2 separate regions of the Homo sapiens genome follow, and region 2 is linked to region 1. The links are chromatin loops, found by intact Hi-C in ENCODE. Cell type or tissue: heart left ventricle. All regions are shown on one strand. Each heading gives the region's core, and the rest is flanking DNA. Links, peaks and the distances in the headings are about the cores only.

What was found. A loop is a pair of places that touch in the nucleus more often than their neighbours do. Peaks named below come from ENCODE experiments on the same cell type or tissue, not always from the same donor. Only the 100,000 strongest peaks of a DNase experiment are listed, where the experiment ranks them.
Region 2: it touches region 1 in a loop (2.2-fold over the local background); 9 of 110 quality-filtered maps call a loop at or near these places.

Annotation. Positions count from the first base shown.
Region 1 is chr2:46,358,941-46,371,376 of GRCh38, reverse strand. EPAS1 (endothelial PAS domain protein 1) reads right to left here. Exons shown (of 16, transcript NM_001430.5): 5 at 10,621-10,739; 6 at 10,287-10,492; 7 at 1,444-1,550. Among named protein-coding and RNA genes, the nearest start is that of LINC01820, 29 kb to the left of the region's middle. RefSeq lists an enhancer at 9,731-10,930. In heart left ventricle, for the core only: CTCF peaks have their summits at 4,880 (motif pointing right) and 6,308 (motif pointing right); no DNase peak of the experiment used is centred there; H3K27ac peaks cover 302 bases.
Region 2 is chr2:46,074,900-46,087,335 of GRCh38, reverse strand. It overlaps PRKCE (protein kinase C epsilon), which reads right to left. Exons shown (of 15, transcript NM_005400.3): 11 at 974-1,128. Among named protein-coding and RNA genes, the nearest start is that of EPAS1, 220 kb to the left of the region's middle. In heart left ventricle, for the core only: no CTCF peak of the experiment used is centred there; a DNase peak (open chromatin) is centred at 4,715; H3K27ac peaks cover 1,322 bases.

The sequences.
Region 1 (12,436 bases), core at 3,871-7,870:
GAGGCAGAGGAACCAATAAAAGAAAAGAAAGATCTCACTCCTTAAGAGTGGGTTAACCATGTTCACATACAGCTTGCGGGGTTGTGACTCTGCTGGCTGCACTGAACTTGGCTGTCTTAGCCTTGGGGTAGATGGGTGGATTTAGGAGCCATGGACAAATGGCTGCCCTTCCGTTTTCTCCATTGCCAGCAGGGCCACTGGGAATCTTCTCAGACTTACTTTACCCGTTTTTAATCCTCCCATAATCCTCTCAGCACCACTGTCTGCACCACTGTGGGCACTCGTTTTGAAGCATTCTTTTCCAAATACAGTCTTGCCCATCGGTTTATATAGTGCATTTAGTGCCTGTTCTGTACCAGACGCTATGCTAGATACTGAGGTTAAAGATATGAGCCCCTTGTTCCCAAGGAGCCCACGGTCCTCTTTTTTCCTCAGAAATAAGGTCACTTAGGGCAGGAATCAATTCTACCAATTTATATCACCCCCAGTGGGCCAAGTACAGGGTTATAGGCCCAGAGCCCTTGCACAGTGATGAGTCGCATGGATTCAAGGGAACGGTCCTGGATCACCTGCCTATAGGAAGCCTGAATTGGGAACATGGCCAAGGATACACTCTAGAACTTCTCTGTCCAATATGGTAGCTACAAGCCAAGTGTGGATATTTACATTTAAATTAATTAAAACTACATTGTATAAAGTTCAGTTCCTCGGTTTCTCTAGCCACATTTCAAGAACATTTCCACTGCAGAAAGTTCTATGTGGCAGCCCTCTTCCAGAGTCCTTACATAACTCAGGCTTCTTTCAAACTGCAAAGCAGAGTTTCCATACGCCATCCCTGGGTTGCCTGGACAGCCTTTTCTAAAGCTCCCTTGATCCAGCAAGCAAGCTCTCTGAGAACTGTGGCCTACCTCAACATATGTGTTAAGTTGGACCCGTAATACTTTCCCCTCTGTTCAGCCTAAGCCTCCCCGATCCTTCAAGGTCCAACTCAAGTGTCCTTTCCTCAACTCCCCCTGCCCTCCTCTTCTGTGAATGTATGTACTTGAATCTATAGCATGCACCCAAGTTGATGATATGTTGAATTATTTTACTCTCTACAGTGCTGTTCCACAAGGTGTGCAAACCACTGACTGCACACAGGCACTCCGTGGAGGTGGTATGGGGGACTGAGACTCAACCCACCCTCCACTGCCTCAGCTGTGCACCTTGGCACGGGTGCATCTCCCTGGAGGAAGTGTCCTTTTTCTAATTTGCACGAAGGAGTCTATAGGCTGGTGGCAGCCTTGGTTTTCTAACCATCTTGAGGGCATAAGTCTTGTCTGCCACACAAGACAGCAGCTCTGTGGAGGAAGTGACCTGGTCTTCTGTCTCACCAGTCACACCCCACTCAAGGCCACATACCACAGACACAAGGAAGCCACAAGGGGCACTCCTGGAACTCACAGTTCTGGTGACTCTTGGTCATGTTCTCGGAGTCTAGCGCATGGTAGAATTCATAGGCTGAGCGGCCAAGCAGCTCCTCAGGGTGGTAACCAATCAGTTCTGTGATTCTGAGTTTTTAAAAAGGCAGCATGTAAGGAAGAAAGACCATATTAACTTAGCACAGCATGTGGGCAGGAGCTAACCCCAGAAGGCAAATCAAACACACACATGCAGATGAACACAATCCAGACTTTCTTGTTGTACCATGTATCCAAGCAAAAGAACACTGTGCTCAATCTACAGTTGCAGGTTTAACCAAACCCCTGTTGTTCCTGCCCTTCCTGAAGCCATGTTTGGGAGGAGAGAAAAGCACCAGTTCTGAGGACTCCCTCTCCCCACCACCCCGGTACACACATATGTCTGTTCTCCAAGAACCACTGGAAGGGGCTCACCCCAAGTTTTTGCAGATGAGGGAGTAGACATCCAGGACGGGCAGACAATTTGCTCGATGCCTACACAGGTGTCCAGGGACAGAGCAAGAATGAAAACTGGGGCCTCCAGTTGCTACATCAAGCTCATTCTAGTAGAAGGCAGTATAAATGAAACATGAAAATTATGTGGCCCCAGGTAGAGCCACCTTTGTCTCTGTGTCAACCAGCACGTGAGAGGGAGTCCAGGCAGGCAGAACCCGTCTGTGCTTAAACCTTCACTTTTCTGCAGGTCCTGCCTGTGACCTCAGGTGCCCTCGGACACTTTCTACTTGTGCCTCACATTTCAAGGAAACGAGGGAGGCAAGGAGGTGCTGAGAGGAAGAAATATTAAATCATAGTCATAGAAATGTGCCTTATTATACTCTAATAGGCAGCTCAGATGACACCACTGGCTGTCATTTCAGTGTCCCTTTCTTCATTCTGTAAGGTATCTGGTTTTGATGGGAAGTGGGCAGAGGAAAGGGCAAATGTGGAGAACCATGAAGAATCACTTAACATTCTTAGGACCCTTTGTTTTGTGCTGTAATCACTAAAATAAACAAAGCCCTGCCTAAGAACCACCAGGTTGGCCGCTTTACCCAATATCATGTCCTATCCTAGGCTATATAATACCTCCATATTATCTCTCAAAATCTTGGTTCTCTCACAGACTTTAAATAATGGCTTCACTGTCTTGTTTACTTGGCCTATCACAAGTTAGAAGTGATGCCACAGTCTCATTATTACAACTCTACTTCAGAAGGCATGACTCCTGGATACAGTCCTATAATTTATCCTTGTAGGGGATCAATAACACGGAGAGGAAAGCAGAAGCAGAAAGCAGAAGCAGTGGCTCCTCATTTCCTGTCTCTGCTCTAAACCCACCCCCCAAACAGGTCAACTTGCATACATCTGTCAGACCAAATTGCCCTAAAATACTACTTGCAACCTGCCATACTCTTATTTAAGTATCTACAGCTTTCACTTTTGCCAACCACACCAACAGTAAATGCTGCGTAACTTCCAAGTCCCCCCAGAACCTACTCTCCATCTTTTGAGCAATTTGATTTTCAACTCATCTGTAAAATGTTATGTACCCTCTGTCATGGAAGACCCCTCTCCCCTCAGTTCCCTATGCCTGGAAAACTCATTCTTGCTGCAGAAGCTTTATGCCTTCTCTTCTCCCCTCTTCTCCAAGCCCTGACACCTCCAGGACCAGCTAAAGCCTCATCTTCTCCACAGAGCCCTCTCCAGTTCCTCCAGCACAACGTCTCTCGTGAAGTCCTAAGGAGTATGCACAATATTACAGAAAATTATGCATTTGTCTCCTCACATCCTAGGCTGTCAACCCCTGAACTCAGGGACCACTTTCTCCTTTTGCTTCCTCTATAACGGGTGCTTAGTAAAAACCTCAACAGCTGACCAGTAGATTGATTTTCTCTTTGAACCTACGGTACAAACAGACACCTGTTTATCCCAGCACTGCTAAGGAACCTGGGCACTAAGGATCTACTTTTTTTTTCTAGAATAATATGATTAACTGTCTCAATGTGTGTGCGCACACATGCACGCGCACACACACACACACAGAACCTGTCATGATAGTCTATCCATCCTTTCTTCATTCTGTAAGTCATCTGGTTTTGAAGTGGGCAGAGAAGAGGCAAGTTCTCTGCTTGGGTGAGAATTTGGGGGTTAAAGCCTTTGTCAAACAAGGAGCAGCTCAACAGGGCTGAGAGGCTTAGGTCTCAGCTGATTCAGCCCAGTGGAGATTTCTCCAGTGAGATCCTAGCAGCTCATTTGTGCCAGCCAGCCAGTCTCAGAGCAGAAGGATCTGTCCCGTCGCTTGGCCCTGAGCAGAGAGGTCTCTGAACTCATTAGCAATGGATACATTATCTGGCAACCTGACCCTGGGGCTGGCGCCCAAGTACACCTTGGCAAAGGTGGAGACTGGGGGGAACAAGGAGACAGAACAGTGCTGGTCCTACGATCAAATGGCTTCGCTGCTGGGTCGGATGACTTTCAAGCTTAGCCTGGGAACTAGAACTGCATGAGTAAGCCCTGCTAACAATGGTCTGGCCATCTGCAGGCTCACTGACTTGCCAGATAAACTGCTTCTGTTCCTGGGCAGGTCTAGAATTTTCTAGAGACCCTCCAAAATGAGCCTACTGGCATTCTAGGAAAGATGTCTTTCTACTCTCTGAAGGAATTAAATTTCCTTTCGAGATTAGAATCTTTAAATTAAAATGTTCAAAGTAGATGTTTATTATAATCTGCCTCATAATAAAATGTTTATCTAATTAATGTATCATCCATTCAAAGGCATACAATGGGCATGTTTTGGAAGTGGAAAAACAAACCTAGATTTCAGAACTGCCAGATATCTTCCCAGTAGCAGCTTTCATTTATCTTGTCAACTAAAATAAATATTTAATGTCTTTCTTCATTCCTTTAAACAGACTACTATAAAAACTGGGAAATACACCACATCCCAAACACAATTGAAGAACATTTGAGTTGTCAAACTTCACAAAGCCAGGAAACCCCAACTTAAAGCTCATGGTCATTCGCCCCCACGTGCAGGCACGTAGACGCCAGTGGGGAGGTTAATGAACCGAGCTTGTTTATAAGGTCGCTCCTACGGCACACAAGGGCCTTCCCCGCTCATTTCCCCCAGGCTCCAGACAAGCCTTCCGAGCTGGGCTGTGATAACACAAGTTCATCTGCTCTCTCCATCAGGGGCCAGGGAACTATTTTTTTTTCTTTCTTTCTAATTAAGGACCCCTGACTCACTGGGAAAAAGAAAATCAGTTTGAGGTCACCCGTAAATTTCAAAGTCAACTCAGTAGGGCTGTTCTAAGAGAAGAGAGAAATGTACAAGGACTTAATTCACCAGATTTCAAACATAAGAACAGAGGATACTTTTTAATAATAAAGTCAAAAAACAGCAGACCAAGGATGCAGTGAGGAGAGAGATGCAGATAGATAGTCAGCCACAAGGAGGCAGAGGAAGGATGAAAGGAAATAGAAAATACAGCTTTAAAGGGGGTTGTTAAATTCTGAAGTTGGTGTTACCCCAAGTAAATACGTGGGTCAGCTCTCTGAGCACTGGACTTCAGAGTGAGATGTGCCTTCAAAATGTAAAATGAATGATTCATTGCTCTTTACTCTCAAAACTGTTTAGAAGCTCTATTCAAAATACACCACCTACAGCAGAGTGCTCGCAAAAAAATTATTCTCTTGGCTACAGCGTGAGTGCTGCCACCTCAAGTGGCAGAAAGAAATCCACCCACAGGCCTGAGAAGGCTCGCTCTTCTTCCCCGCATGTAATCGCCAGCACCCGTCCACGTGCGGTGCAGCGCCACGGTGCCTGACTTCAGATGCCACCGCCTGGAGTCACGCAAGATCTGGCTGCAGTTTTTACCCCTGTTCCCTACACGAGTAAAGGATTTGCTAGGTAAATTAATCATGTAAGCAAGATGGTGAGAGAGTATTTAAACTGTTTAAGAGGATGAAAGTTTTAAGTACTTTGTAACCACCTATTTGTTTTCCAAAGAATGTATCTGCTAATAAATACTTCAAGTCGGCTTGCTTTCCTTCCACACTCTGCCCATCGCCTCTCCTCAGCACCCCGTGATTTATCTCATTTTGGTTTCTATATGTGCTTATAAGCTTTGACACTGCGTTTCCTTACTAATATGTACGCTGTTCACTAACTCAGATTTCAGTGCCTTCGGTTGGTTTTAATATATTTTCATCTAGATTTTGTTTGCTTTAAACAGTACTTAAGCCTTGTGTTTTCCTCAAATACTACATGGTTATATGAAATCTATACAACCAGCTCTGTAATTAACGGGAAATCCATTTCTATCCTGTCTGTGGAGTGTTACAGGGTACCTGTAGGGGTAAGAGTATACATAGGAAGGTTGTGTGTGTGTTTTACCACTTATGGCTCTTTATAGTTCTCCTTACTGACATTATCTTTAGGATCCTCAACGTTTCCCTCACTTTCACCATTTTTACTTATTCTCAACTTCTTTGTAGAAAAACAATTCACCATAAATTTATCCACAGAACTTGGAATGTAGGCATCTTTATTCAACTGTAACTCCTGATATTAATATGTCCTATGTTCCCTAAATGCAATGACAAAACAGGGTTGCCCTAAAGTTCTTTACCTGTAAAAATTGTATGACCCTCTTTGTTGATTTGAAATTTTTACTGTAATTTTGAAACCTCTTCCCCTGGTGATACTGCTCCTATCCACATAATTTGGTTTTATAATTTATTTCTAAGATACAGGAAGACTCCTACAACTGACAAAATCGCAGTGGGATTATATGATAATTAGAAAGGCCTGGCCTCTATCTCCCTGACGGCTTGGCTTCCTTCACAGTTACCTCTTTCACCACTAGATGGCACCTCCACATGAATTTAAGAACCACCCTATTTTAAAGTTAAACTACTTGGGAACAACTTTTGTCTTCCTTTTGGGTAAATGGAATGTTGTATTTTGTACCATTCACTGTGGTTTCATTAAATGGCTTATGTCTCAAACTCTCAACTCCTGAAGATCAGGAATCATCTCTTTTACTTTGATGTAATGGTCTCTGGCACACAGTTACATAGCAGATGCACAGTAAATGACAGTTCGTAACTGGTTGCTCAGTATTTCGGGAAACAGAGTATATTGCCTATGTTTGAGTCGTAAATGAAGAAGAGATCATTAATTCCATTAATAATCAGGATATTTTTCTTTTACCCTGCTACTCAACTTGCTCCCCTTGTCTAGAGCAGTTGACCATAGGTACATAAATGTGACCGACATGAATTGTTATGAAATTTACTTTTAAAAGTATTTACTATTTTAAAAACAATTAATGCAGGACTTAATATGGTACTCTGATCCCTCATTAACAGGAGGACAAATGCATTTTGAACCATCTGTATTCCTTTATTCTATTTCAGATGTTTCAGAATAGGTTGTTTCAGATTCAACTGATTTGACCTGAGAGTTCAATGTAAAATTAGAGTTGTCTTTTCTCTCCCTTCTTTCCTGTCGGTTTTCATCTTTTTCTCCATGACCCTTTTTCTTTTTTTGCTTGATTGTGTCTGTGGTCTCAGTATATATAAGACAAGTACCAAACTGCTTCAAAATTGATTTTGTGGATTCTAACTGCCATACATTTTCTTCAGATTCTAACTTTTCTTGTAGGAAAACAATCCCCTTTGTGGGAATCACAGCACCTTGTGTGTCTCAGATGTCATTAAACCTAGTGAATTTCCTGATTAAAATGGAGAACCCCTCACCCCATTAGGTATCTTGGACAGGCATTGGTTTTTGCAGGATTTGTCTCTAAAGGGGAATTGAGGCGGAGAGTGTATATATGTGTGCATGTGCATATGCTTCTCCCCATCCCACCACAAAGAGTGAAAACAAAACAAGCTACCAAAACCAAAAATATCTCAGGCCTCATCAAAGCAATTAAGATATAACACTTAGGGATTAAGGACTTAAAATAGTCACTTCATCAACTGTCTAAGCCATGTCTGTGCCCTTGTTAACTAATCTGCTAATCGGTTAAACACAACTTCTGTGTGACACAGCATTCTATGTCTTTAAATGCTTCTACATGCAGCTCTCCAGCACCACTGAATTCAGACTTGGGGCCATGTAATTAGGTTTCTTGAAAGGCAAGATTTTGCTGAAAATGCAGTGTGTCTCGCAGAACTTATAAGCAATATCACCCTCTACATTATGAGTCACAAAGCCCTAAATCACGAGGCTTGATACTTCCTTTAAGCCAGAAGCTACTCTGGCTACCAGCCCTGAGCCAAACTAAGAAGTCAGCACAGCATCTTTCCCCTTTCTATGTACATTTCCTCTCCAGCCACATTTAGACATCCAATTCCTTGTGTTTCTCCCCCTCTTCTTTTGTCCAAAGGTTAGTACCTTCAGAAAATTACCTGAAACTCATTTAAACCAAGATAATGAATAAAGGATAAGGCTGAATTACCCCTTCCAGAGGATTTCTTCTCACTGTAACAAGGATCAAAATCTTAAGCTTAAAAAAAATCTCTTTTCTATTATGTAGGGATGCCAAGTTATTTTCTAGGACAGTAGGGTTTTCCCAGTGCTTATGGAGTTATGTTACGGATGTGCTTCATTCACCAGGGTGAAGCACGTATCTGACTTTCATCATCCCCAGCACTATATATGCTCCCAGGCTATATGGCTACGTCGGCTTGAGCCACTTCACCTCAAAGCCAGTGACACAGGGGCTATGCAGTGGGATTGTCCATGTTATCTCACAAGACTACTGAGGTACACAAAGCTGTGTCTTCTGCCCAGAATGTTCACCTGAATACAAAGACTGCATCTGATAAATAACCTTACCTATAACATGGATTCCTGCAGTGCCTGTCACTAAAAGTGCAATCTTCTTCTTGAACCACCATCATTATCACCACCACCACCACCACCACCACCACCACCACCACCACCACTACCACCACCACCACCACCACCACTAACAATTACAATAAATGGTGACTGTGTCGAAGTTCCAGGACGGAAGGCTTCATGCATGACATTTTCTCCCTATGAGGTTAGAGCATTTCTTTCTACTTATATAACTACCCACTAGCTCCAAAGGCTGTGAATCCTGGCCCTACTGTGGTCAGAACTGAAGGACAGGAATGACTCAAGGATACTTTTACAAAAGTTCTGAAATTGTGCCACAAGTGGTGGCCAACTCTAAGAAGGGGCGACCAACCAACACCAGGCCGGTCTGGAATCAGAGGAGAGAAACCCCATCCTGGAGAGGAGGGTCCCTCCCATGAAGAAACCAGATGCCCTTGGGATGTCCAGCTGATAAGAGAAAAGTGGGTAGGCCTAGGGGAGGCTGAGCAGGAGCTTTTTTTCCTGGGGTTCCATGGTTTCCTGCTAGCTGAGGAAGACAAGGCAGATTCTTGCTGATCTGGGGGTCAGATTCTTCCTCTTCCTGCCCCCCAGCCACTAACTGCCTTCAGAAGTGGTTTCAGCTCCTTGAGTTTAGTGGAAGATTTTGCTTTGGAGGAGGCCAAGGACAGGAAGTAAGATATAAGCAATAACAAGAAGCCTCACATGTGTTGTGGTGTCTGGACTTCTCAAAGTGCTTGCACAGCCATTATCTCATTTTACAGTGACCCCATGAAACAGGTTAGAAAGTGTTATCTCTATTTTGGAGAAGGGGAAACTGAGATCTGAGGGTTTCCTGAGGAGAAACCCTAGAAGATGAGAGAAGAGTGGCAAAGAGTTGGGGGTGGCAAAGAGCTGCCACAGGAACTGTCACCCTGGGACACATGGCGGCTCTAGATGCTGCAGAAAGCTGAGGTCAGGCAGGGAGATCTCTGCCAGGAAGGGCGCATGCGGGGGGTGCTGCTCAGCAAGCCCCAGTGGCGCTTACTCAAGCCAGGCCTACCCTGGGCCCAGTCTTCTGCATTTCCTTCCCTCCCTGGGGCCGGCCATTGCTCCGGGCATCTGTTCTCCCCATCTTCCTCCTCCTACCTCCCATCATCAGGCTCCACAGTCCCAGAGGCAGGGCTGGTGGGGGAGTTAGGAGCTGTAGGGTATCTAAATACTCCCTCCTATGACAACCCCAGTCTCTTCCCCACCTGCTTCAATCTTCTAAATGAGCTAAGAACCCGAGATGGCATGACATGCCTAAGCAGTCTTAGGCACTCTTTCAACAACTCTAATAAAGGTGATAATAAGAGCTAACACTGAACATTTATTACTAAATTTGAACCTAAGCCATCTAGTCCTGAAGCCCATGCTCTTAATCACTACTGTGTCTCCTAAGAGACACTGGGCCTGGCACTGGGGGGTTAGCATCTGGCTCAGCTACCTTCATCTTCTTCAAAATGGCTGGACACTGGCCGGAATGGAGTTGCATGCAGGAAGGAACAAGGCGGAGGGAAAGGCTCAGTCAGTAATGGAAGAGGGTCAGTCTCCAGGGCAGAAGCTGATGCTCCTTACTGGCCTCTGAAGCAGGAGTACAGATGGAAGTCTCTAGACTCTTTCTCCTGGGGCAGAAGACTGCCTTGAGAATTTCCTCAGGAGCCTGATACACGTATGGAGAAATATGTTCACACCACAATGATGAGAAGAGTTGCACACCAGGAAAGCTCTGCAGATGGACCCTGAGGCTCTGTCAATGGGAGACCACCAAATACAGTACCGGGAACCTCTGAGGGGCACTGATGCAATGAAACAGTGGCACAGGTCCACGAACATGCACCCGGCAATACCACGTCTATGTTCAGTTCCACACCTTTAATACAGGCACAACTCCCCACACACACAGGTAAGACCCATCTCTGCCCACAGCATACACACCCATGGCCCCCTACCTGTCATCACAGTAGGTGAACTTCATGTCCATGCTGTGGCGGCTCAGGAAGGTCTTGCTATCCAGGGGGATGTCCATGTGGGATGGGTGCTGGATTGGTTCACACATGATGATGAGGCAGGACAGCAGGGGCTCCTTGTAGCCACACAGACTATTGTGAGGAGGGCAGTTGTTGTAGACTTTCACCTGGCCCGTGCAGTGCAAGACCTGAGACAGGCGTGGAAGGGTCAGACATGGAGCCGAGAGTGCTGGGGGTGGGGGTAGGGCCTTAGGCATCCCCTGCACCGCCGTTACCCTACACCTGGGACTCCAACCCAGGCCTGATGTTGCCCTACCTTCCAGGTGGCTGACTTGAGGTTGACAGTACGGCCTCTGTTGGTGACCGTGCACTTCATCCTCATGAAGAAGTCCCGCTCTGTGGACATGTCTTTGCTTTTTTTCCCAAAACCAGAGCCTGGATGTGGAAGGATGGGAAGAACCAGCTGAAGTCAGTTTTATATGGATATTCATGAGAGGGGCCCAGCTGCAGTTTTTCTTGGCAGCCTATTGTTTATATTTTCCAAATATCTGCTCTCTTAGCACCTGTGGTCTGCCATCAACACTGAGCTCCATCATGGCCTGTGAACTAATGGTTCCCACTCTCAAGCTTATCTCCTCAACTGGAGCATAAACTCCCACAAGGGAGGAGCTGCTCCATCATTTGATTTCCCATTGCATCTGGAACATGGTCAGTGGTGCCTTCAGAGCAGCGACACAACGACTGCCTATCAGCCACTAACTCAGCCACCCTTTCCTGGGGCAGGCCCAGGTCTTCTCGCAGAAATTCCAAGGGACAGTCTGAGTGAGGCCACAGTTACTCCAAGGGTGTAAGCCTTCCTCACAGGTTAGAAATGTCTCTCCGACACTCCCGTCTTTCCTTTATAACCTGTCTCTCAGGAGGAATTTAACCCCTCCTGTACCCCATTTGCAAACTGCAATAGCTGTGTTCAGGATACCATGCCATTAGCTTTGTCCCTGAAGTGACATATGTATCAAGGCTCTAGAGAGAACTCTGGTACGAATCTCCTTACAGTGGACTTGGTGAGCAAGTCCACTTTATGGATTAACTCAACCTGGATCATATCCTCTCTCTCAGCAAAAATTAAATCACCAAGACCAGCAATATAGCTTACTTCCTTATAGTTGCCAAACAGCCTCCCGATTCAGAACCATTTTCCACTTTTTGTAAAACAAAGTAATGAAGAGTGCCAGCTGAATCCCACTTGTCTGTGTCTAAATCCTGCCTACACCACCATCTCTGGTACCTACTTTCAAAGATATAATCCTGCCCCCTACCCAGCATCATAGAACAATCTAGAGCCTTGTTTCGAATAGTCACACTCCTTCCTCCAGGAACAGTCACCAGCCCCTGCACTTAAACTTCCAGAGGATCTTGACTGACATATTCCTGAAGAGTTATGTGTCAAAGGAACTGTGGCACCCTTGAACAAAACTTCAACATCCTTAGGGGACCCCACTCAGTAACAGACTGAATAGTGAATTTTTTTAAAAAAGAGAGAACATTCCTTCATCACGATTATAAAACCATTTCTCCCATACCAAATTATGATTCTTGCCATTTTAATTTTCAGAGGTGGGGTTAGCATACAATGAGATATACCTGTATCTTGGGATCTGGCCCCACCACCAGGACCAGACCAGTTGTTGGGTATAAGGGGGCTGGAGGGATTCATTTGTGGCTGTTGCTGGGGTATTATTGAGGCCTCTTAACTTGCTAACCTCTGGATTCTCCCCATGCTGACATTTGATCTTTTTTTTTTTTTTTTTTTTTTTTGAGACAGAATCTTGCTCTGTCGCCAGGCTGGAGTGCAGTGGCGTGATCTTGGCTCACTGCAACCTCTGCCTCCTGGGTTCAAGTGATTCTCCTGCCTCAGCCTCCCAAGTAGCTGGGACTACAGGCACGCGCCACCACGCCCAGCTAATTTTTGTATTTTTGGTAGAGATGGGGTTTCACCATGTTGGCCAGGATGGTCTCGATCTCTTGATCTCGTGATCCACCCACCTTGGCCTCCGAAAGTCCTGGGATTACAGGCGTGAGCCACCGTGCCTGGCCTTGTTCATTCTTTCTAAACACTGCTCCACACAGATCAC
Region 2 (12,436 bases), core at 3,024-7,023, 280 kb after region 1:
GGGCAGAGACTTGTCCAATGCCACACTTCCAGTTGGCAACAAAAATCAAAGATCCAGGTCTCCTTTCTGTCCATTTAGGCTTCTTCCACTAGACCAAGATGATGTCCATACTTGGTTTCACCAAGTTCTAGGTGAAACGAAGCCAGCTACTCCTCTACCCAATTAAAAAAAAAAAAAGAATAGAATAGAATAAAATAAAATAAAAAAAGAAGAAGCAAAGACCAAGTGAAGAAATTAACAGCCATTGAGAAAACCTTAAGGAACTTGAGTATCCTTGTGGCTAATTATAAATATTTACTCCTCCCAGAATTCCTGACCTCACAGAAGAGCCTTTGTAGTTTTGTTCTCTTCATGGAAAATCAGTGTGCGCGTGCATGTGTGTGTGGACGTGCGTGTGTTTCTTGGAAGGGGAGTGGGCAGTAATAAAGGATTGGATGATCTGCAAAAAGTAACTTCCTGTTGGATATTGTCTAGTTCCCATTCCTTGTTCCCCACCCAAGATCATAAACCCCCAGTCCCTCAAGCAACTCCTCCTTCCCTGATTCTATCTGCTGGAGAAAACTAAGCCAAACAAACTCAGGAAGTGGCAAGAGACTAGGAAGGGGAGGAAGTTCATGGCACAGAAGAAACACGTAAAGAGAATGCCCTGATGTTCAAGGAAGAGGGTGGAGGAGAGAGAGAAAAACGAAGGTCACACCAAGGTCACCTGGCACCAAGCCTTTAAAATGTCATGCTTGAGCTTTAAATCAAAACTGGCACAAACAGTGGGTCAAATCTCCCAGGGCCATTCAAATACTAACATTCACAGGAATAAACAGCCCCCAAAAAAGTCTTCTGTAAGCAAATTGGAACAAACAACTAATCTAAAGCAGGTTGCTAAGAGACGAGTGGGCAGGAGCTGAAGTCAGTTCAAGTGTCTGAAGCATCCTTTATTTTCTTCACTTTCAGGAAAGAGGAGGAGAGAAGAGGCTACCTGTAGATGACTCCATGCTGGTGGAGGAACATGAGGGCCGATGTGACCTCTGCAGCATAGAACCGTGAACGAGGCTCGTCGAATTTTCGGGAGCGCTGAATCTGAAACATGAGGTCTCCACCATTTACATATTCCATGACGAAAAAGAGGCGGTCCTGAAAGGAGAGAAGAAAATGCCATTTGGGTCATTTGATTGCAGCTGCCCACACAGGCCAGCTTAGTGTGAGCTCAGTGTAAGGTTACCAAGACTCAAGGGGGAAGAAGCCTCAAAGGTGGGTGAATCCTGGTAGCACCTGATCCATAAAGAAGACAAACGAATAAAGCACACAGATTAGGGTATGAAGCACAATTTTACTTTTTCTCTGTCCGCCTTCGGTGGGCATCACCTCGGTCTAGTGGAAGAAGCCTAAATGGACAGAAAGGAGACCTGGATCTTTGATTTTTGTTGTCATCTGGAAGTGTGATCTTGGACAAGTCTCTGCCCTTTTGGGGCTCCAGTTGTCTTTATATGTGTGGTAGGTTGAACAATCCTCCTCTAGAAGATATCCAGGTCCTAACCCTTGAATGTGTGAATGTTACCTTATATGGCTAAAAAAAAAAAAAAAAACAAAAACAAAAAAAAAAAACGGATTTTGCAGATGTAATTAAGTGAAGGATCCTGAGATAGGGAGGTTATCCTGGATTACCAGCGTGGGTCTTAAATACAATCATAAGTGTCCTTATAAGAGGCAGGTAGAGGAAGACCTGAGTCAGGGAGGAGGAGGCCAAGTGGCCACAGAGGCAGAGATTGGAGTGAAACAGTCACAAGCCAAAGGATGCAGACAGCCCCAGAAGCTGGAAGAGGCAAGGAGCGGAACCTCTGGAGGGAGAACAGCCTAGCCAGCACCTTCATGTAGGCCCAGTGATGCTAGACTCTTGGCTTCCAGAACTGCCAGAGAATACATTTCTATTGTTTTAAGGCACCAAGTTTGCAGTAATTTGTTGAGGCAGTCCCAGGAGACCAATAGATTGCAATGTGGAATCAAGACTGTGAACCCCCATGCACTGTGAGGGCCACTTTTTACTTTGGAGGATATTCCTTCCAGGATCCCCTATGGTTTCCTCCTGCAAGGCAGCCCTCAGAACGGCCAAACCACAGTCACACCTTATTGTAGGTGGCCCCCTCTTACCTGCAATCCATGATGATGTGGGGAGAGGATGGACTGACATTCTCTTTGCACCGTTTCTTGACTATTATATTCTAAGCTCCTAGGGTGCTAAGCTGCTAGGTGAGGGCAAATAATTACAAGCCATTGCTGTCCTGGGGAGCTTACAATCCAGGGGTGGAGATGGGAAATGGACAAAATGATAAAAAAACAAAATAAGAGTCGAATGCATGAAAGACACCAGGTGCTAAAAAGATTCAGAGAAAAAGGAGCTCTCTGACTTGGGAGGCCATGGAGGATTTTAGATGCAGCTAGGCCTGGAGAGAAAAAGAAGGTCGGGGGCAGCAGGAACCAATGCCAGGACATGGGAACGGAGTGAGCAAGTTTAGGGGCCAGTAAACTGACCAGATCAGTTGTAGAGGAAGGTTAGCGAAGTAAATGGTGAGGTTTAAAAGGCCAGAGAGGCAGAGCACATTCTTTTTTTTTTTTTTTTTTTTTTGATGGAGTCTCGCTCTGTTGCTAGGCTGGAGTGCAGTGGTGCGATCTCAGCTCACTGCAACTTCTGACTCCCTGGTTCAAGCGATTCTCCTGCCTCAGACTCCTGAGTAGCTGGGATTACAGACACACACCACCATGCCCAGTTAATTTTTTTATTTTTAGTAGAGATGGCGTTTCACCATGTTGGCCAGGATGGTCTTGATCTCCTGACCTCGTGATCCACCCGCCTTGGCCTCCCAAAGTGCTGGGATTATAGGCATGAGCCACCGTGCCCGGCTCACATTTTTAACACATAGGTATAGTCTAAGTGAAGCTTCCAGGAGGATGTTAGCATATTATTTTCCATTAGGTCTCAGTAACATTTACCAATGAGCTTCTTTATTTACAAAGCATATCTATCTTACTATTGACATCTCTTTGAAAATAAAGTCCATAGTTAAGAATTGTTACTAATTCAAACTACCTTCACCCCCACTCCAGTCTCCAGAATTATTCCATCTTTACCGGTATTCACAAAGGGCCTAAGTCCAGCTTTTCTTCCATTTACTTTGCCCTTCGCCTTCAAAGCCTACCTCGTTTTCTCCCCAGAGTACAATTTTGTAATCAGAAGTACATGGGCTGCCTTGCCCACTGTTTATTCAATCATCCATTCTCCACTCAAATCCTCATTTCAAAAATTAAATGCTCTCGCCAACCCCAGACCACTGGAATCAGAATTTCTGAGGGTGGGGGCCTGGCCTTAGTAATTGTGAAAGCTCCTCAGGTGATTCCCATGTGCGGCCAGGGTTGAGAAGCACTGACTCTCCTCCATCTGGTTTCTGCCTAGGTATCTTGCATCTGTGCAATATAAGGATTATACATTATTCTGGTCTCCTTTTTTGTCATTTCAAGGATTCCTTCCAAGAACAAAGACTCTTAAACTTGTGCATTAGAATCACATGGAAGCTTGTTAGGACATGGATTCCTGAGCCCCCCAACTCAGATATCTGGTTCAGAAGATCTGGGGCGGAGTCTGAAAATCTGAATCCTCTAACAAGTTTCCGGGCAATGCTGGCAGGCCAGGGACAACACTCTGACAGCCTCTGCCCTGCAGCACCAGGATAAGCCTTTCACATGGGAAGTACAGCTGGATCATTCACTGAACACTGAACCACACCACCTGAAACAGCCACTGAAGTGCCCATTCCACAGTCACCAGCCCTGGACTCGGACTTTAGCAACAATGGAGTATTTCCTTGACTGTGTTTAGGAGACTCCAAATCTCTGAAGGGGAAAAAATCTCCCCTCCCCATCATCCTCCCTGGATGCTTTTTATTCTACCAACACTGGACACAGTTTTTAAGAGTAGGGGCTGTGGGATGAGAAAGAGGCCTTCCCATATCGGTTTTATCACTCACTGGCTGCAAATGACTCAGGCAAATGCCTTTGGCTCTCTGTGCTCAGTTTTCTGATCTGTAAAAATGAGGATGGGCCGGGCGTAGTGGCTCATGCCTGTAATCCCAGAACTTTGGGAGACTGAGGTAGGCAGATCACTTGAGGCCAGGAGATCGAGATCAACCTGGCCAACATGGCGAAACCCTGTCTATACAAAAAATACAAAATTAGCTGGGCATGGTGGCGCATGCCTGTAATCCCAGCTACTCAGGAGGCTGAGGCATGAAAGAGAATCATTTGAGCTCGGGAGGTGGAAGTTGCAGTGAGCTGAGATTGCGCCACTGCACTCCAGCCTGGGTGACAGAGAGAAACTCCGTCTCAAAAAAAAATCAGGATGATTGAGTAATAGAAGCTGCCTTACAGAATTCTCATGAAGGTTAAATTATATGTTAAAATGCCTGTCTCAAAATGAAGATTGGCTATGACTGTTGCTATAGATGCTATTCCAGCAGTTATTATCGTAAGTCTTCATTTTCTTTGACCTCTCTGCAGCTTTCTTCCCTGACCACATCCTCTTTCAACACACACTTGTTTCCCTTGGCTTTCAGGCTTCCCCCCTAAATTTCTGGCAGGGTTTTCTCTGCCTCTCTCATGGGCTTCGCCTCTTCCCAGCTGTTAAGTGTTGGAATCCCACGAGGCTGGGCTCCAGATGCTCCCCATCCTCACTGAGTGCTTGCTGAGGATCTTGTCCACGCCCAGTTTCCAAGGCACCTCTATGCAGATGACTCACAAGCTCCGGACCACTCATCCAACTGCGGTTCTGACATCTCCATCCAGATGCCCCAAAGGCACTCAAGCCCAATATGTCCAAAATTGACTTCACGATCTACCCCAATGAACTAGTTCTCTAGGTCTCGGGGCAAAGCTTCACCCTTCAGAAACCTTAGTCATTTAATACCTCTCTCTCCCTCAGCCCTCACCAAGTCCTGTCATATTTACTTATCGTATCTTTGCATTTTGTACCTTTTTCCCTGTATACTTGTCCATTTCTCTCTCTCTCTACCACCATCATGCCCACCATTATGGCCCAAGCAACTATCATCCCTTGTCTAGATTCTTGCAGATGCCTTGCTTCTGATGCTCCCCACATTTATTGCAAATGCTGGTCACGCTCCAGGTAGAGGGACCTTGCCGAAACAGAAATCTGCTTGTAACCCACCCCGCTTCCTCCTCTAAGTCCACTGCTTAGTTTTTTTGAGAGTCTTGCTCTGTCACCCAGGCTGGAGTGTAATGGTGTGATCTTGGCTCACTGCAACCTCGCCTCCCAGGTTCAAGTGATTCTCCTGCCTCAGCCTCCCGAGTAGCTGGGAGTAAGGCAAATGCCACCATGCCCAGCTATTTTTTGTATTTTTAGTAGAGATGGGGTTTTGCCATGCTGCCCAGGCTGGTCTCAAACTCCTGACTTCAAGTGATCCACTCACCTTGGCCTCCCAGAATGCTGGGATTACAAGCATGAGCCACCGTGCCCAGCCTCTATAGCTTGATTCTATTAAAGTCTCCCTGTTACTCTAGGAATAAACGGAAAACTCTCTAATATGCTTCAAAGTCTGTGTGATCTTCTCAGTCTTCTCCTTTCCAGCTGTCGCTTGTTCCCTCTGCCCCAGGGCTTTACTCACACTGTTCTTTCTGCCTGGAACGTTTTCTTCTCTCCCCTCCTCACCCTTCAGATCTCAGCACAACCATCTTTTCTCCCAGGAAGCTGCCCCTGACTTCTCTGACAAGGTCAGATCCCCCTGTGACGTGCTACACTCTCTGTTGTAGCATTCAGCACAGCTGAGGTTTTATTTGTGTAATTAATTTATAACTTTCTCCCCTCCCCGCCGTAGTCTGTGTGCTTCATGAGGGCAGGAACTGTTGGTAACTCTGGCTTGCTGTTTTTTAAGGGAATTGAACTAACCTGAAAGAGAAGTTGTTATAATCTCTTTTAAAAGCAAACACCATGTGAATAGAAGAACAAAAAAGGTTAGGGGGCTATAAGAAGCAAAGAGTGATCTAAATATTTATATCTGCAGGCCAGGTGTGGTGGCTCATGCCTGTGATCCCAGCACTTTGGGAGGCTGAGGTGGCAGGATGGCTTGAGGCCTAAACAACATACCAAGACCCTGTCTATACAAAAAAATTAAAAAGTTAGCCAGGCATCGTGGTGCACGCCTGTAGTTCCAGCTACTTGGGAGGCTGAGGTGGGAGGGTTGCTTGAGCCCAGGAGGTGAAGGCTTCAGTGAGTTGTGATCGCACCACTGTGCTCCAGCCTGGGCAACACGGTGAAACCCTGCCTCTAAAAATGTGTGTGTGTGTGTGTGTGTGTGTGTGTGTATGCATAACTGCAAATTCTTACTGCTTAGTTAAGTTAGCTAGTTAAGCCAGCCTGCTGCCGTGAGCCTGTGTCTGCAGAACCTGGAGCTGGGTGCCCACTCTCACCATTTCAGAGGGTCTGTCTATATCAACACCCCAGTATTTGGTTATGGACTTGAGTGGTTCTTTTGTTCTTTGGATAGTTGTCTTCACTTCCCAGTGAGATGTTCAGCTCCTTGAGGAACACACTTATTCTTCCTAGCAATCCCAAGCAATACTAGCTCCAAACTCCATACCTGAGGAGGTGCTCAAACAAAATCTGCTCATCCAACCTTCACTCCAGGGAGCACCATGAGAGGAGGAATTTTTGTGGCTTTAGTTCCTTACTGTAGTCCAGCAACTAGAACTGAGCCAGGCATATAGTGGGTTCCTATTATGTCTGCGTCAAATGCCTGAGTTCTTGAACACCCACCATGGACATGGTTCAGATTGCTAGAAACTCAAAGGTAATCCAGAGTTGGTTTCCCCACATCATTTCTATTGTAAAACCTCATCTTGAGCTATTCTCACTTTAGCCCATTTTGAACTTTAGTTTTAACTTGTTTTCTACTCAACAAAGCTCCATGTTCATGACCCCAAAGCACGATCAACTCTTTTTTTACACATTAAGGGTGTTTTAAAGCAAGGTAAAATTTTCATTTCCCCTCACTCTACTGAGTCTGCATTGTTTCTGACCTCCAAATCTAACACATTTGAGAAGCATGTTTTGATGCAGGGTGAGAACCTCAAGTCATTCTGAGAACTGCTTAATTACGTAAATGAAATCAAAAGAAAGCTGGCAAACCCAGCAGCTACTCATTAATCCCCTCTTGGCATGGGTAGAAAACAAAACAAAACAAAACATCAACTTCCTGGTAAAGTAAGCAAATACGTTTTCTGAGGTAATCAAAGATTTTAAAAGCCTTATTCCACCTCCTCCTCCCTTAATCTCACCTGAATGTCTAAAAAGTTACGGTCTTGTGATAGCAAGTAAAATAATAAAATTAGGAAAGAGATTATGTGTCATGGCCATTTAGGGTAAGAATAGTTCATAATGACCTACTGGCTGGAAGAACCACATCGTGTGTTTGAAATTCCCATTGGGCTCCATTTTCCCAGAGCGTTAATCTTTCCTGTCTTTGAAGAGAAAACTAGGCCTGCCCTGTTTGCCTTTCAAGGTGTGACGGATAGCCAGAGGCTTCTCCTTAGCAGCAGTTAGGTTTCTTTGGACACACAGATTCTCCATCACCTGTCAGCTGTTTATACGTGCAAAGATTTTATAGCTCTTACATCGATTTCACATAAATGACCAACTAAAGACCAGGCTTGGAACAGCCCATACTTGATATGCTGGTGACAGCATGAGCAGTTTCTCCAATGTACCATATAAGGAAATTGTGGGTCCTAACTTCACACTCTGAAACATCTTCTCCCCTCCATGTCTATATCATCTAACCTATCAATTCAACAGGTCTTTCCTGGGGGCCCAGATTTTGGGTAGGTGGCTGGGGGATATAGAAGATGATATAAGCCATGGCTTATGTTTTTCAAGAGCTAGAAACTGAAGACAGGAAATCATGGAAAACAACACAAAATGCTGTATAATTATGTGCTAAACTCTCCTGTATCCAATCAGACTGTGAAGTCTATGCATCTGGATTGTATCTTAGCACCCCCTAGAGAATAATCATCGCTCATCCAGGCTTTATCACTTAGAGAAGATCATTACACAAAACAGTCCTATGGAAAGTCCTATATTTTCTTTTTTTTTTTTTTTTTGAGACAGAGTCTTGCTCTGTCACTCAGGCTGGAGTGCAGTGGCATGATCTCAGCTCACTGCAGTCTCCACCTTCGGGTTCAAGCAATTCTCCTGCCTCAGCCTCCCGGGTAGCTGGGACTACAGGCACACGCCACCACACCTTGCTAATTTTTGTATTTTTAGTAGAGATGCGGTTTCACCATGTTGGCCAGGATGGTTTTGATCTCCTGACCTCGTGATCCACTTGCTTCGGCCTCCCAAAGTGCCGGGATTACAGGCGTGAGCGACCGTGCCCGGCCAGAAACTCCTATATTTTCTATAGTACAACTGGTGTGTGAAACTGACCACTGCTATAGGAATTTGTTTCAGATAAAGCTGAACTGGGGCAAAGACTACACTTGAGTAAAATCTTGAACAATGTGAGTGGGAGGAGGAGAAGGCCTGGCAAATTAGAAGCACAACCTTGAAGGGCAGAGGTAAGCAGAGACGAAAATCACATGTGGGAATGAGGAAGGTAGGTGTGAGCTCAGTAAAAAAACTGTCATTTAGGAAACAGTGCATAGATCCAGGACATAGGTAGGAAGGAGACAGAAAAGTGCTTCTGAGAACATAGGTGGGAAGTAAAGAACCCTAAAATCTTATTTTTTTTTTTTTTCAAGACAGGGTCCTGCTCTGTCACCCAGGCTATAGTGCAGTGGCATGATCATAGCTCACTGCAGCCTTGAACTCCTGGGCTCAAATGACCCTCCCACTTCAGCCTTCTGAGTAGTTGAGACTACACGCATGTGCCACCATGTCCAGCTAATTTTTTTTTTTTTTTTTTTAGAGACAAGAGTCTTGCTATGTTGCCCGGGTTGGTTTTGAACTCCTGACTCCTGGCCTCAAGTGATCCTCCTGCCTCAGCCTCTTATAGTGCTGGGATTGCAGGTATAAGACACCACGTCCGGCCCCTGGAAGTTTCTGGAGTTGTAAAATGGCATCAAGTTGATTTTAAGGAAAACTCTTCTGGAAGCAGAGTTCAAGGTGGATTGGAAGAAGGCAGCCTGAAGTTATTCTCTCTTCCCCATTTCCATTGTCCAAAATGTTTTATTGTCTTTGAAAAAGATAAACAAGCAATCCTCATTCCTCACTACTACACTTCCTTGGTAGAAACACAATAAATATACAGCCACTTTGGAGAACTTCACCAAATCAAATTTATTTCCCCATTTCTGAATGTTAAGCCACAAAGAAAGTACAACCATCATTAGAATAAATGAAAACAGTAAATAATGATGAGTGGGACTTTCCAGCTCTAAAGTAGACAGACTATGTGTGAACTACAGGCAGAGCCTTGTCTAGTCAGTGTCCCAGAACTTCCAACTCTGTATTTCTAGAAGGTCAGTGTGGGTAATAGAAAGAAGGATTTTTTTTTCTTACTGGGGACTTGCCTGTCAATTCATACAGAATGAAAGAGTCTCATCTGAGTAATAATTATTTTTAGTGATGTCAATGTTCCTATGTAATAATAACAAAAATAACCACCTTAATGATGTTTAAAAAGTCATTTTCACATGTTTTCAGCCCTTATTCTACTAGGCCTTCACCCCCTGCTAACTCCCATTGTTCAAAGCCATACACAAGTATGTAATAACCTTCTTGTGGTCTTTCTCCAAATTCAGAGTTATCACAATCAAACTCCTATAGCAAAGGCCAATTCCATCCACACCAGTTGTAAGATGGAATATATAAAATAGGTTTTCACATGATTAGTTCTTTTCTTTTTCCTTTTCTTTCTAAATGCAATGCTGTATATTTATTATTTTCTTTTTTTAAAACTACTTTTTGAGGTCTGGTTGACATACAGAAAGCTGTACATATTTCATGTATACAACTTGATAAGCTTGGAGATGAGTATACACCCATGAAACCATCACCACAATCTATTCCATAAACACATCCATCTCCTCCCAAAGTTCCTGTCCATTCTTTTTATTATTATTATTATTATTTTGGGTGTGCGCGTGCGTGTGTGTGTGTGTGTGTGTGCACGAGAAAGAGACAGAGAGAAAACATAAAATCTGCAGTCTTAGCAAATGTTTAAGTATACAATACAGTATTGTGAAATTGGCACTATGCTGCCCAGCAAATCACTAGGACTTATCATCATCCTTCATAACTGAAACTTTGTGCCTTTTGGTGAACACCTCCCCGATTCCCCCTCCACCAGCCTCTGGAAACCACCAACCTATTCTACTCTCTGCTTCTATGAGTTCGACTATTTTAGATTCATCAGGTGAGTAGTATCACGTAGTATTTATCCTTCTGTGTCTGGGTTATTTCACTTAGCATAATATCCTCCTGTTTCATTCACATTGTTCCAAATTTCTTTCTTTTTTTAAGGTTAAATAATATTCCATTGCCTGTAGACATGGTTCTTTCTTATAATGATTGTCTATAAGCCAGAGAGGGTAGAGTCCATCCCACTTTTGGTAAAAGGGGAGATGCCTTTTTTTTGGAGAAAAGCCTTAATTCAATCACAGTTGGCCAAATGGTAAAAACTCCACTCTATAGTCTGCTGGTTGAGAAAGTAAAAATTTCATTCACATATATCTGATATTTGTTCCCAGTTGCTTAAAACTATGATTATTTGACTTAAACAGGATACCCCAAGTTTAGAGTGACCTAAAGCTGCGCCAAACTGACTCACCCAATAAAACTCAAATAAACATTTCCTGCCTCTAATTAGAGTTGCTTATCCCAGGGAATGACCTCAAATTACCGCCACCCTGTCCCACTCACTTCCATCTGTGTGTGAAAGCCACGGGAAAGAAGAAAAGTTTTGGTCCAATAGATCAGAGAACACTTTCCTTTTCCAGGGGTCATCAACATCTTAGGAAAAAGAAGTTTTTATCACATGATATGACAGCACAAATGGAGCAGCCCCCAGCTAGGCTACATCTCGTTAATGCTGACCACCAGAGCGATCTCCTGCCACGAACAATAGCAGCATCTAAAGTTAAGCAGGAATGGTGTGTTGTTAGTTTCCTCTTTGAAAATGACAGAATCAGGAGGGTTTTAGAAGGGGAACCCAGCCAATAGAAAGCACAGTGGTACTGTTTTGCAGAGACTCTTTCTTTTCCTCCATTGCATGACCAGCATCAATGTCCAGGCTGAATCATCACTTTCCAGTATGCTGGCTTCCTCCTGGTTTCGCCCCACTGGTTGCTTTCTCTATCAATTGCCATTCGTGGGGCATGGCTTCTGGCTACTGTCCTCTGTCCCTGGCTGTTCACCTGGACTTCAGAAAAGCTGGACGGCTTCAGGAACCTTTGCTTCAGGCCTCTACCCAATGCTGTGTCCTGATCATCTTGCAGAAGTTTTACGCTCCAGTCTGCCCATTCTGGCCAAGAGGATGCCTTAGTCAAATCCCTTTTTGATTCTATCAATAATTTATCTATTTATTTAGAGACAGGGCCTCACTCTGTTGCCCAGGCTGGAGTGCAGTGGCTTGATTTTGGCTCACTGCAGCCTTGGCCTCCCAGGCTCAAGCAGTCCTCTCACCTCAGTCTCCTGAGTAGCTGGGACTACAGGTGGATGCGACCATGCCTGCCTAATTTTTCATATTTTTTTGTAGAGAGAGGGTTTTGTTATGTTGCCCAGGCCCAGGCTGGTCTCAAACTCCTAGACTCAAGCAATCTGCCCACCTTGGCCTCCCAAAATGCTGGGATTACAGGTGTGAGCCACCACATCCAGCCAAGAAATAACTTAAATAGAAATCAAACAACAGGTTGCTCACTGGCACCTGTTGCCACCAGTAGCCAGCTGTTTGCGGCCGAAGTTTAGGACCTATGAAATATTTCTTATAAGATTTTTGAGCGGGCCGGGCACGGTGGCTCACGCCTGTAATCCCAGCACTTTGGGAGGCCGAGGTGGGCGGATCACGAGGAGATTAAGACCATCCTGGCTAATACGGTGAAACCCTGTCTGTACTAAAAAATACAAAAAGTTAGCCGGGCGTGGTGGTGCGTGCCTACAGTCCCAGCTACTCGGGAGGCTCAGGCAGGAGAACGGCGTGAAACCAGGAGGCGGAGCTTGCAGTGAGCCGAGATCACGCCACTGCACTCCAGCCTGGGCGACAGGGCGAGACTCCGTCTCAAAACAAGAAAAAGAAAAAGATTTTTGAGCATAGAAATGAAAGTATTCTTGTTCTAATCCAATTTCCCCAACCCAGCCAAAGCCCACATAATGCCTTGCCCTCTACCAATGCTCTTCTTGTGAGCTCAGGCGATTCCCCACGATCTGGTGTAGGGACTG